Regions from separate parts of the Homo sapiens genome. Here region 2 is linked to region 1. The links are chromatin contacts, found by Hi-C or POLR2A ChIA-PET in ENCODE. All regions are on one chromosome and are shown on one strand. Each heading gives the region's core, a stretch centred on a gene start or an enhancer-like site at or near the end of the contact. The rest is flanking DNA. Distances are from core to core; before and after follow the strand shown. Region 1 overlaps GPC6 (glypican 6). Region 2 overlaps GPC6 (glypican 6).

Region 1 (7,402 bases), core at 159-2,658:
GTTTTAACCTTTCTAGCCATGATTTTAAAAAGCACAGTCTTGACAAAACTGCTTAGTCCCCTAAAGGATATATTTTCAAAAGTATGATCTTATGTTTGAAAAAAAAAAAGTCTAAAAATGTTCTGTACTTTAAAAGGCCCACAAAAAGTGTTTTTTTTTTTTTTCTTTTTTAAGTGAGCCTCTGTCACAATTACTATAATCAGGAAAAATGGAATACAAATAAGCAAGAGCAGGCTTTTTCCCAGTACGACACTTCCTACAGCTATCTTCATTCAGGGTGACAATTTCTATTTTAACCTAATTAAGTATAAGAGAGGACCAGTGTCCTAAGCCATAAGCCTGAAGGTTCCTGGAAGTACTGAGCTGCTCATTACCTCCCGGGCACTGCTGGGAGCCGCTGCCTGAAACTTCTGGAAGGTGCCACGGATGCCCAGAAGGAGGCTCTGCTGCACAGCGCCAGCCTGTAGGTGCACCACCTTCAACCGCATTTCAGCCTGGTTACTGTGGAATTGATTTTCACGGCTCATGACAGAAGCTGTTTTCAGCCCATGAAAAGGAAGTGGCTGGAGCTGATACGCCTAACACAAACAGCAAATTGCTCCATGGCTTTCATAGCATTCGAGGCCTGTTACCTTAAGGTTCTAATGGCCTTTTAACAGTGTTTCCAGCTGAGCAGCAGATGTAAAGGATACTGAACATTGAAAGCACTGTTCTTTTTTCCCCTCCCTGAAAGAATCATTGTTTACAGACATTGTACCAACACCATATCCTAGGACCTATTCACTGGCATGTTAGATTTGAAAAACTGAAACAAATTTCAGATAAATAGAAAGTATTATCAGTGCCATAAACCTACCACCTTACTGAGCTGTCTGTCCTATATTACCACCCATCAGGAACTGAGATCACTGAGGACGTATTTTCACCATTAATAGGGGCCCCCATTTGGTAATATCGCATCAGGGAAAATAATTAATGGAACCCTGTGAAACCTCTGAAACTCCTTATACTTTAAATTGATTGATTTTAATCCTAAAAATTGCTGTGTATTTCTGAAAATAACACATTTAACATTTAGAATTGTATCCTTTCTGCCTTTGGCTTCCCTTTCTGTTGTTCTGAGTGTTTAGTTTCGTCCTCTGTTGGTAAGGGTTGTGAAATGTTTGCCTTATAGGCAGCTATGGGCTTCCTGCATAGGGAACATGAAGGCCTTTAAAAGGTTTGGTCTGTTGAAAGAGGTTGGCATTTCAGTCTTGTGGACTTTTGGGAAAAAAATGTTAAACATAACTGAAGAGCCCTTGTCAAATTGGAGGTTTTTCCATTTTAAAAACTAGAGAAATAGTATGTCTTTTGATTTCACTTTGGTCCAAGCAGCGCCTCATATTTCCACTTTCCAGTGGTAACTAGCAGAGGTAAGAGAAAAACAGCCATGCGGGTGAGTCATCATTCCTCACTCCAGGAAATGGCTCATTTTACAAGCTTTTGGAAGGACCTTTGGGAAGTTGTGAGCTGCCACCATTTTTGAATTGAAAATATACATATGTTGCAACTCTGATGTAAAAGGCATATAGTTCCTTTTTCCTCCACCTCTTGGTTTCTCCTTCTCCTTCTCTTCTTGCTCATATAACCTGTGTAGTTTTCCGCAGGAGCTCCCACTTGATGGGTAACAGGAGAAAACATTTTAGTCTGATCTAGTTGAAAATGTAGTCTGATCAGTTTTGCCTTTCTAGCTGACAGTCAATCAAGTGGGATACTTGCTGTGGTGCAGTGGCTTTGACTCCTGGCTCCTCTACTTAGCCTTTTCTGAACCTCTCTGTGCCTTGATTTTTCCATCTGTAAACAGGGGTAATAGCAATTCCTATCTCTCATCACTGGGATTGTGCTACACGAATGAACACTTCTAAAGCTCTTAGAATAGTATCTGACAAGTACGAAAGGCTGTACACATGCTTGTCAATTAACACAGAGTAGAGGAGGAAATAAATCTCTTAGATTGCGGAGTGATAAAGGAGTGACTCTTTCTCACGAAAGAAAACTGAGGGTCCTAGGGCTCTGCCCATTTCCAGGGCCCTGCTGGCCTGCATATCTGGGGGTGGTATACTTTGTGATCTGCTCTTATTCAAGTTGGGAAGGACCGGGTAACTAGTCCCCTTCCTTTGGTATTCACCCTCACATTGGCCTTTCTGGGCATGAAGACCTCCTGAGTCACTGGTTTGTCACTCAACTGGCCTCTGGCCCACCTCCAGCCTTGATCACTTGGCATGGGGGGACCATGACAAGCCTCTGGTTTGCAACTCCGCTGCTTTCTGAGTTCTTCCCAGGAGGGCTCTAGGGATTGCTGAGCCAGACCAGTGCTACCCAGGTGAGGGGTGTAGCTCTCCCTCTGAGTACTCTGTGCCCCAAAGTTGACCCTAAAGTTGGTCCAGGTAGCCCACCAGGCAATCTCTTCACAGAATCCTAGGCAGAATTTGGGCCCCACATCCTGCTTCCCTTTGGCTTCCCAGCATTGAGGCAAAGCTCAGAGAGAAACTGGGTGTATTAGTTTGTTTTCACACTGCTGATAAAGACATATCCAAGACTGGGCAATTTACAAAAGAAAGAGGTTTAATGAACTCACAGTTCCACATGGCTGGGGAGGCCTCACAATCATGGTGGAGGGTGAAAGACACGTCTCACATGGCAGCAGTCAAGAGAAGAGAATGAGAGCCAAGCGAAAGGGGTTTGCTCTTATAAAACCATCAGATCTCGTGAGACTTATTCACTACCACAAAACAGTATGGAGGAAACCATCCCCATGATTCAGTTATCTCCCACTGGGTCCCTCTACAACCTGAGGGAATGATGGGAGCTACAATTCAAGATGAGATTTGGGTGGGGACATAGCCAAGCCGTATCACTGGGTGACTTGGCAAACCATTACCATTCTTCCACCTCCTTCCTTTGCACAGACCCCTTGGGCAGGGATGGGTTTGCTATCTCTTTCTCTTTCTGACTGGAATTCAAGCCCTTCTGCCACATTTAGAGACTTCTGCCTACTAAAGAGATGATGTAACAGACCCTCATGCCCTTAGAGGTGGAAACCTATAAGGAAATAAATGATTTAAGGAGCAAACAGAATGGAATCTGTTTTTAAAGTATTTGTAAAACATTATACCCATTACATAAACAATATGAAAACTTTCAAAGAATCTCTTGAGCATCAAGTAAATTGGAAATAATATGAACTTTTTATTTACATAGGAATCTTTGGGATTCCTTGCAGATACTACTATATAGAAGCAAAAGGACTTAATTCCTTGTCTCATGCTTGCAAATTGGTTAAAGTTTTCTTACCTTTTCAACTCTGGTTTCCTATCTATACAGAGAGAAGTCTCAAAATAAATGTTAGTTCTCCTTTTCCCCATTCCTTCATGACATGTGGTGATAAGAAATCTTCCTATTCCTTGTTCAGCAACAGGGAGAAAATGTAGGAGGCTGTAATCCCCACTCTAGACTTAGTCATTTTAATTTCTTTTTATGATGAGCTCTGAAGAGAGAAGCTCTAATAGAACTTTAAAAGGTGATCTTGAAATGCTGTTAAATGTCAAACAGCAAATCTTTAAAAACATTTACTTTCTTTTTTTGGTCTTCTAGTTGGAAATGGCACTGAAACATCTCTCTCATCTCATTTTTCACAGGTTTCTGTTTGTTGTTTTTACCATCAGGAGAATGATCTGTTTGATAAGTTGCTTTGATTATTTCGATTTGTTGAAACCAGTGGTTCTCAAACTTGAATGTGCACCAGAATCATCCAAAAGTCTTATTCAAACCTAAACAGGTGGGCCCCACCCTGAGAGTTTTTGATTCAGTAGATCTGAGATGGAGCCCAAATTGTGTTTCTAACAAGCTCCCAGGAAATGCAGGTGCTGGTGTTCTCTGGACCACACTTTGAGAACCACTGTCTTAAAATTTAAGACTTCAACTATCAGCAGTTCCCTTTTTTTTCCCCCCAGGGGTTTGAGAATACATTTCAAACATGGTTTGACATTCAATAACTCAAACTATTTTTCTAACTTACTTCTAGGCATTTGCCTTCTAGAAATTTCCATCTGATAAAAGATTTTTCCAATACACTTACTTTTCTTCCTGACTAATTTGATTTGTGCACACTCGTGACAATGCTGATGTCTTCCCTGCTTTTATCCACCAAGTAAAATCCAACCCTGTTGAAAGTTCTCTTCAAACTCCCTTCAAAATCCCTTTTAAATTCATTTGCCCTAAGCCTCTTGGTTCCTGTTTTCACCTTTGCCAAGCTTGTATAGTGTTTGTCTCTTTATTAGGTAACTAATCCACTTCTACTCTTATATTTTCTTGTATCATTTAAAATGAGGGACTTAGTTTTTGTTTCTCAAATTGCCTCTAAGATGTCAGAGGTCATTCTAACACATATTTTTATTCCCTGGAGCACAGTGCTTGAACACAGTAGGTACTCAATAAATAATTAAATACTCCTTGGTTGGAAATATAAAGGAATTTTTTAAACTTTGCTTTTGTTTTGTTTTCTTACCAGGCATACCTTCCAGACAACTTTCAGTAAGATCAAAATTAAATTGTGTAATGTAGAGACACCCTTATATTTTCTTTGAAAGATTGCAGCTGATAAGCTATATTGGCTTAAGCCAATGGAAATCAGTTTGCAAAAGTATAGACCACCAGAGTTTATTGTGTGGAACATGCATTTTGTTGCCTTTATATTGTTTTAAAGCATAACATTTCTCCCAATGAAGCTCTGTTTTATATAGGTATATGTCTATCAAAATGTTTTTTCAAAACATGGCATATTTTAGCTATCACTGACAGCAATTTTCAAATACCTGAAAAGATTAGAGAAGTTAAACATAAAGAGTACTTTAAATGGCAGTGACATTTCCTGGGAGATAAAGAAGTTGATATAGAGGAAATTTAGTTTAAAAAGTCAGGCCTAGGGATAAAGCAATCAAATTGTACTGCCTTTTGAATGATCTATTTATGATGGAGGCTTTGAATAATAAATTGTGCTTCTGGAATGTACATAGAAACCACTTGTAATTTTGTGGATTCCATTTTAAGCTGTTGCCTACTTAGGCTCTCTTACCTGTATCAGTGCAGGTCAGAAACAATTTATTTTTAATCACTTGACTAAAAGAATAGCATCCACATTTTCCCTGCCCTTAAGGTACACATAGAGCATTGAAGATTGACTTACAGGTGATTAATTTCAGTATGATGTGGGGAGTGGAGGGATAAACCTGCTGGGAGCCTAAAGGAGGACAGGTGAAGGTAACCATGGCTGGGAGGTGGGGGATGAGAAGAAAAACCGAGTGCTCTGATACAGTATTAATTGTTCTTTGATATAAATGGATGAACCCTAATTATATAGTTAATATGGAGGCTACATTCCTCTCTTCAATAGAAGATCATGCCCTATGAACCTCCTGAGAAATGTCAGCTCTGGTTTTACAAAACTGCATTCATTGATCTTTGTTCAAGTAAATGGAACTTGCATCTGTCCTTAGGAAATGGTATATAACTACCAAGGGAGAGATTTAATGTAAAATTAATATACTTCCCATAGTTTGAATAAAATTTCTAGAGAAATGTTAGGAAAATAATCACATTTATCACATATGATTATCCCTGCTACAGATGTGGGTTTAAATGGTGATCATTCTACCACTTCATATACCAACATTCCTTTAGCAAAAATTAGTATATGATCGTGCTGTGTATTTTAAATATTAGGCATGGTGGCTCACGCCTATAATTCAAGCATTTGGGAGGCCAAGGTTGAAGGATCACTTGAGGCCAGGAGTTTGAGACTGGCTTGGGCAACATGGTAAGACCCTGTCTCTACAAAAAACAAAATCACAGTTAGTCAGGTGTGGTGGCATGTGCCTGTAGTCCCAGCTACCGAAGAGGCTGAGAAGAGGATCACTTGAGCCCAGGAGTTTGAAGTTACTGTGATCTATGATCACACCACTGCACTCCAGCCTGGGTGACAGACTGAGACTCTATCTCTTATAAAAACAAAAATGAAAATGAAAGATCCATAGATAGTACAGCTACCATATTAAAGTGTGTATGCTTGTGTACAAAATATAAATATTTTTATAACCAAAGATGATACTAATGGTGTGGCTATTTTTTGCCATAGGTGACTAAATAGAACAATTGTTTCATGAATCCCTTTTACTAACTTTTCTTAGGTAGATGGTGCAACCAGTGGTTCCAGATGGAGAAAAGGTGAAAACAAGTTGGCATTTTTTTGTGCCCTTCAAGATCTGACTTGCTTTATTTTTTAATTTTTATGTTTTCTAGCACATTTGAAAGTGTGAACATTTAAACTCTTATTCTGTTTCAGTTTGCATATGAAGATGTTTTAAGTAAGTTCTGGAATTATATAAAAAAAAAATAGAGAGAGTGAGGATGCCCAGATGACAACAAGCAGAAAAATTCATCCTTTAAATAAAAGCCTCTATTCTCATTTGGAAAGCAAAATGTTCTCTCTTAAAAGTAGCAGCTGTAAAAAAAGCAGGAAGGCAGACCACACTAATCTAAGTTGTAAAATATGTTTTGGTAGCTTAACAGAGATTTAGCTGTTTCTGAGAAAAAAAATCAAATCTAATTTTAAAATGAAGGTATTTAAAACCATGGCACAAGGGAGCCTTATTTATGGAGCTGGTGGGAAGCCAGGATGTTTCCAATCCGCTGCTCTTACAGGAGCCTGTGCCTCGCCAGTTCTGTGCTGCAGTGGGCAGCCAACTGAAGTGCATGAGTCAAATGCACGAAGCAGCAGACACCTGTCCTTTCAGAAGGCAAGAGGTGATGAAATGAGTGAATTCCAGAACTAGTGGAAAGAAAACGTAATGATTACCCCAGATTTTTTTCTTCTATTTATTTATTTTTATTGATGCATAATAGCTGCACATAGTTTTCGGGTACGCATGATAATTTAATACATTCATAAACCTTGTAAAGATCAAATCAGTGTACCTGAGATTTCCATCACCTTAAAGATTTATCTTCTTTTTATACTAGAACCATTCAAATTCTTCTCTTCTAGCTATTTTGCAGTATATATTATTATAAACCATAGTCACCATACTGATCTAACACTGTCTCTTTTTTCTATCACATTTCAGATTTTGTTTTTCTTAAAATTGATCTGTACAAACTAATATTTCTTTCTAAAAACAAGGTGAAAAGTGTTTGGGTTTTTTTCCCCCTACATGGAATTCAAGCTTTGAACTTGTGTGTTTCTTTCAATGTCATACATACTGATCTTTATAGAATACTGAAGGTGCTGTTTCTTTTCTAAATGGTATGCCTGATCTTTGAATGAAAGGTATATCATGGTGCCAAAAACCTTCAACATTTAGCCTTG
Region 2 (6,490 bases), core at 1,822-4,321, 920 kb after region 1:
GTCCCAAGTTAAGGTCCCTCTGAATGAAATTTCTGATTTTATTTTAGCTAAATGATTAACTAAAGATGGACGAGAAGATTCTTCAAAATCTCCTTTTTCACCCTACCTCATTATGTTTAAATGGTCATCTAAGAAATTATGGATACTATATTTAAATTCATGAGAACTAGATATCAGTGCTTTTAAACAATGTCTTCATTTTTCAAGCTACATTACAGCAAGGAGAATGAAAAGGAATGTGGAATAGGAGAGAGTTGAGGACAAAAGAGTGTATGGAAGGAGAAGGGTAGGAATTTTCTAGACAAACAAATGTGGAGGGAAGGGAGAGTGTTCCAGGCAGAAGGAACAGCACGTGCAATCATGGAAATATGAGAAGGGCTGGAAGATTTGAGGAGCTGCAAGTCTTGCTAGAGCAAAATAGCGGGTATGAGGGAAGAGGAAGAGGAAGGTAACAGAAGACTATCTGTCATATTTAAAGGGCTTTGTAAACTACAGAGGAGTTCTATATCTTAAGTCTTATAAACAGGAAATACCCATTCAAAATTTGAGTGAAGAAGTTGACTAATAATAGTAATGCCAATTGCTTATTCAATACCTTTTATTTTACTGTCAGTTGTTATCTATTCCATAACAGTTTTATTTATTCTCACTATATCATAGGTTACACATAAAATGCTTATATAATATTTAGCTATAGTAAGTGTTTGTACATAAATTATCTTCCAGCCTTACAGCAACTTGCGAGATAGGCATTATCATCACTGGTTGTCATAGGATGTTCAGAAGATTAAGTGATTTGACCAAGACAACTCAGCCAGTAAATGACAGAGCCAAACGTTGTACTTGGGTCCCTCTGGCTCCAAAACCTGCCCTCTTTACATTCTATGACAACGTCATTCTTGCATTCTATAAACATATATTGTGCCCCTTCTGTGATACTGGATGGAGGCTTATCACTCTCTGCTATCTCGGAGATTCTATTTGGCTGTCTTTAGGTCAGCGTGCTCACGCATAGATTTGTTGGCTGTTAAAGCAGGGAGAAGACAGCTTGAGGGAAACAGTCCAGGTGGGGGTGGAGCCCGTAATGTTGGGGGCCAGGGAGGAGACCATAAATGAAACAATATCATCATTCCCCTAATAACATTTTTATGTCTTCCAAGTAGTGCTAAGTTCCCAGCATATTCTGGACCTACCTAATAAGTAAATCTTTTCGGGCCAGAGCCACATTATGACTTTCATGGGCCCTGGGCACTTTTGCCTTCATGGGCACCTTCCTCCATGAAAGAAAAAAGTATATATATTTATTATATTTTATCTACATATTTATTTATATGTCCATATATTATAAATACATATTTGTATATGCATTTATATATTTATAAATATATATAAAATATATATTATATATAATTATATTTTACAACTGAATTGGAGTAAAGGCGAATATAGATGGGATTCATGATTTTACATTAATTATTATATTCATTTTTTATTCTGATTTTAAAAGATTAAAGTGAAAACACTTTCGTGGGCCCTGGGTGCTGTGGGTAAGTAGGCCCTGGTGAAGACTGGAATGTTATGTGTCTCCATATGGTAAAATAATGCAAAGTTAATGCCGGAAGGCATTACCCTCCGTGGGCGTGGGGATAGAAGTTGGACCAGGGTAAGTTCCACTTATGACAACAGTTTCGTAAGAGGCTTAGGCAAGTGGGAGCCGCTATTAAGGAAGGCAGACTTTAAATTATTACACAATTAAATTGTAGTTTTGTCTTTCATGAAGGCTTGAGCAAGTTTACCTTTTTGACAAGCTTATTTACTACAGGATAGGAAACAACGTTTGCAATATCACTTTTAAAAGAAAAGCAACAGCTTTCAAGAAATGATTTCCTCTGTTGATGCAGTTGCAATAATTTTCAATATCTCATTTGTGGTGCAGAAAAATGAAATACCTCAGCCTTGGAAAATGAACGCAGAGTGAGATCACAAATTGATCTTGGCAGGAAAGAGGCAGGCAAAGGATTTTAAATACTTTAAAGTACTCTGCACCTCCAAAACACTGTCACTCTGAAAGTACAGTAATCAGGGGTGGTATTTAGAATGCCGAAAGATATACAAGAGATGGAGAAAGCCAATACTAAAATCTTAAAATACTAGAACTCAGAGGGTTAGAGGGTTAACTTCTGGAAGATTAAAAGGACAGTTATTGTGTCTCTGTGAATACTTAATAAGGCCAGAAAACATACCGAGCCAGAAATAAACAGATGCAAAGAGCATAGAGATGTGACTGACTCTTCCACAACAAATTACAAAGGCATATTAGAAAGCACTGCTACAAAGGAATGAATCCTTTGTATCCCTTGCGGGATCCTGAGAAACATGCCATTGGGAGAGTGGTTGATTGGGCTAAGGGTCCTGGTTTTTGAATCAGATTCACACTCCCTGGAGATCCACAGAGAACGTCACAGAGAGAACACGTGGCTGCAGGAGCCTTATGTGCTGAGCCCACTTTGATGTTGCTGGAGAGTCCTACTCCAGCATCTTCCTATTTTCTCAGTTCCAGAGAAAATGAAAAAAAATGAACTTTTGCTTTAGAGTGAAGGGAAGTTGGATGAGAAGTGAAGACTGGAAGTTGGGCAGGCGGGACCTCTGGGGATGAACTTTCACCTGTCACAGTTTCAACTTATTTTGTGGCACAGAGTTGATTAAAAGAGCTTTCCTTTGGCACTGCTACTGTTGGAGGCAAGAAAAGGAAATGCTAATTTCTGGAAACTAGAATTGCTGCCCCTAAAAGCACAAGAAATAATGAGTGCTCTGAAAGAAAACACAGACAGGCACGTGATCCTCAACCAGAAAGCAACACACAAGCAATGGCATCAGCAGTTATTGAAATCCTAGCCTCTTTTTCTGATGCCAAGGAAGAGCAGATAAAAATCAACCTATGTTCCTTGGATGGAAATCAAATTCTCATGCTTGATGGTTTTCACCACTAATTTCATTGAAATGGCCCCGTGCTAACTTGGGCTTTCTGAAAGTATTCATGCCAGTAACTCAGCCTCCGAAGGGTGCCAGAGGGACTGAGCTGGTTGGGCTGAGTGGTGAGGTTGTGAGGTGGCTGCTGGCTGCCTGGCAGTCTCAGAGCCCAGTAGCCGCTGTGTGCTGGCCATTGGGGAGAGATTCTGATGGTGACATACTGAGAGTGATTAAATCTGTTTGGAAAGTTAGCCAGAAGGCAGAGAAATTGAAAAGGGAATGTAGTTCATTCCTTTTGGGCACTGACTTTTCCCCATAAGTATTAACTCTTTGCTATCCTCAAAATCAGACTGGATTTTCACGTTTTCAAATTTGAAACTCATGGAAAATGCCAGACTGAAAACTATCAAAGTGTTTGCAAATGCTGAAGAGAATGGGAATAAAGCCATGAGAGTTTTCAGTAAATTGAATTTGCTTAGGTAGATTGTAACAACTCTCTTGTGAGGGCATTTGAGCCATCATGTTTAATTTGGGCCATTTAACAAAGATCCTGGGAGTGGAGAATTGAAAAGAGTGGGACTTACAGGCTTTCTCTGGGATTGTGTTGTTTTCTGCCTACTCCATGTCCAGAGTGCGAGGAAATAAATCTAGGATGTTCTTAATGTTTGGAGGCTCAGTTTCTTAAGACGTTGGCTCTTTAGTTGCTTATTTGTGTAGTCCCTGTGAAAATAAGTGTGCCTTTTTAATTTAGCTGAGTGTTATTTCATTGTCTTTGATTCTTTTCACCTGAGTATGGTTGGGTTTGCAGAAGCCCAAGTGTACAACCTGTTAGCCTCTTTGGTCATGCAGAAAGGCCCTTCACCACCATTGGGACCTAACAGTACTGATTCTGCTACTGAAGTACTGATTCTGCTACTGATGGTCTCAATAAATCAGTAAGACTGAATTTCTCATCCTATAGCAAATTTACCCTTACACGCAAGACCATTGAAAACACAGCCAGCGCAACATAGATTTTAGACCTACTTTTTATGGTATGTTTATGTCATTTATTTTACCTCTGTTTTCTGGATGTTCTCAAATGAAACATTAGGAGACTTTTCAGGAAAAACAGAAGGCTGTTACATTTTGACTATGAGAACACCTGGGAAGAGTAAGGGTGCATAAGCGAAGCAGCTTATTAAGTGCTTCAGTAAAAGTAAGGGAACTAATTTGTCACACTGCATGACATTCAAAAGAACAAATGCCTCCTAGACTAAAATGCTAAGGAAGGGAACTCTAGGGAGAATGGAAAATTCCAAAGTATATTCATGATAAGAGATGCCTGAATTGTAAAAAGGGATTTTGCTAGGGGGTAAAACCAAGACATTTGTCCTTTCCCTGCATTTTAGTTGTTACCAGCTTGAGTTTCTTGAGGCCCTAGTTTATCATCTCAGATTTCCTAACACTTTTCATGGCATGTAGCTGCAGATTAGTATGAAAAGCACAACTGCGTGCTTCAGTGAGCCTCTACTTGATTCTTAAAATGACAGTGATCTGGAAGGAAGGAATCCCCTCTGTTACCCCAAAGTGCAAAAACCATGAAACTACAAAGTCCCGTGGCAGAAGCTCCATATGGAAGGTGTACTAGCTGTACAGGAGTGAAGCCCATAAACAATTGTGTTAAGTGCTGAAAACGTGGAATTGATGAGCATTTTCAATTTTTTTTTAGGAGGCCAGGTATTTGGATGAATAGTTTGGAAAGACAGTGAGCATTGTTTAAATGCCCCCCAAATTGCACACACAGAGTCCTAGCAGCAGCAACTTGCCCTCAGGCACAGGGGCAATGATTAAAGAAGGTTTTCTTAGATTGTAGTGTTATGGAATCATTATAATCAAATCTACCTGAGGAACCTACCCACCAGAAGACAAAAAAAACAAGTAAGATATCACTGAAATCTTTTTTTTTTCCCAAATAAAAATGCGTATCTCATAGATTCCATATGGTGAGAAGGGAGATGATTTGAGAGATTATCTCAATAGTACATATTAACTGCTCTTACGAGATGATCGAGTGATCTTATTCAGTATATTATTAAATTTCTCTATCTGTAAAATATAATTAATAGCTTACCATTTTCATGGTAATGTTTAAAGATAATGAAAAAATGATAATCACAAAATGTTTTCAGATACTCTAAAGCAGAGGTCAACAAATTATAGCCATCAGCTAAATTCTGCCTGATACTTGCTTTGGTAAATAAAGTTTTCTTGAAACTCAGCCATACTTATTCATTAACATATTCTCTATGGGTCCTTTCCCAAGAGCTGAGTGCTTGTGACATAGAACATGTGTCCCACAAAACAGAAAATATTGCTCTCTGGCTCTTTACATTAAAATGTCAATAAATCTTGCTTTTAGGAAAAACCATCTTAGTTTTAGAAGCTGAACAAATGGACTTATGTACACTCTTACATAAATGACCAAGTTACGTGCATTTCTAAGCCTCTTAACATATATATAGGCCTACGGAGCTCTTAATCAAGGCATGAGAGACAGTATGTTCAGGCAAAAAGGCTTGAGCTGAGTAAAGTTCAGATAGACACTGCCAATGACTGTTCCTGGGCAATGGTCTGATAGAGGCTGTCAACTCATAGTATCTATAAGGGGCACACATGAGTACGGAGCAGTGGTTGAGAAGGACTTGACCTTGGTTAGAGGATAAGCTCTCATTAGCCAACAATGAGATGTGTTGACTAGAAAAACAAATTCTGAGACTGCACCAATATCTTGAATGAGGAAAGGGATACTTCAGCTTCATTCTGTGCAGATCAGTCCACAACTGGAAGACTTTGTTTAGTTTTCTGCCCCCACATTTTTAAGGAATGAAAGACTGTTGAAGCTCATGGAAACTGAAGAGAGTGACCAGGTCTGGCTGGGGACTTGAAACTACACTATATAAAGAATGGCACAAGAAATTGCTATGTTTGACTCAAGAAAAGAAGACTCAGGGGTACACACAAGCCATGTTCAAATATTTGAAGAGCTTACTATTCAGCATAGCTCTTTGGTACAGTTCGAACCAAGGATAAGATGGCTTCCTGGTTAGGACGTGTACAGATGGAGTTGGTGGTCACAGGAGTTTAGAATGTTGTGGAGATGATTCAAGTATCAGTTGGGTGGTTGGATTGGTGACTTCGAGAATTCCTTCAAACCCTAAAATATTTGATTCTGTGAAAAAGATGACCTCAAGGGAGCACTTACAAGTGTTTTCCAAGCTGATTCATTCCCAGACATGTTGGTATAAAGGAGAGGTAGTGATTTTCCAGTTCTAGAAATATAAATATTTAGGTTTCAGTGTATGCCCAAGCTAGCACACCTCAAGGTGGAGCCCGAACTCAAGTTGAGATTTTGAGAACATCACTAGTTCCAGTCACTTATTTTTCTATTTGAACTGAGATTTAAAAGCATGTTTTGATTCCCCATCTGAATATCCTGCTTCTTCTACAGGCTGTTGATAAGCTGAGGGAAACTTAGAAA

What was found. Hi-C counts contacts between places; a loop is a spot of excess contacts on that map. ChIA-PET counts read pairs that join two places held with the same protein, here RNA polymerase II (POLR2A). Pooled maps may share reads with other maps.
Region 2: a loop to region 1 is called in a map of ascending aorta, with 2.4 times the contacts of the local background. The contact joins two enhancer-like sites. A Hi-C loop is called at or near these places in 1 of 168 maps with a recorded cell type or tissue (ascending aorta) and 2 of 50 pooled maps. POLR2A ChIA-PET finds 5 or more read pairs at or near these places in 1 of 52 experiments (HEK293T).

The regions. Positions count from the first base shown.
Region 1 is chr13:93,248,288-93,255,689 of GRCh38, forward strand. The region is part of intron 1 of GPC6 (glypican 6); the gene reads left to right. Among named protein-coding and RNA genes, the nearest start is that of GPC6, 25 kb to the left of the region's middle. RefSeq lists enhancers at 1-438, 439-938. Within about 2 kb of position 1,409, at least 7 of the 41 ENCODE cell types and tissues checked have a DNase peak (open chromatin) inside an H3K27ac peak, as active enhancers do.
Region 2 is chr13:94,167,325-94,173,814 of GRCh38, forward strand. All of the region lies in intron 4 of GPC6 (glypican 6), which reads left to right. The region is part of intron 3 of GPC6-AS1 (GPC6 antisense RNA 1); the gene reads right to left. Among named protein-coding and RNA genes, the nearest start is that of GPC6-AS1, 17 kb to the right of the region's middle. Within about 2 kb of position 3,072, at least 4 of the 41 ENCODE cell types and tissues checked have a DNase peak (open chromatin) inside an H3K27ac peak, as active enhancers do.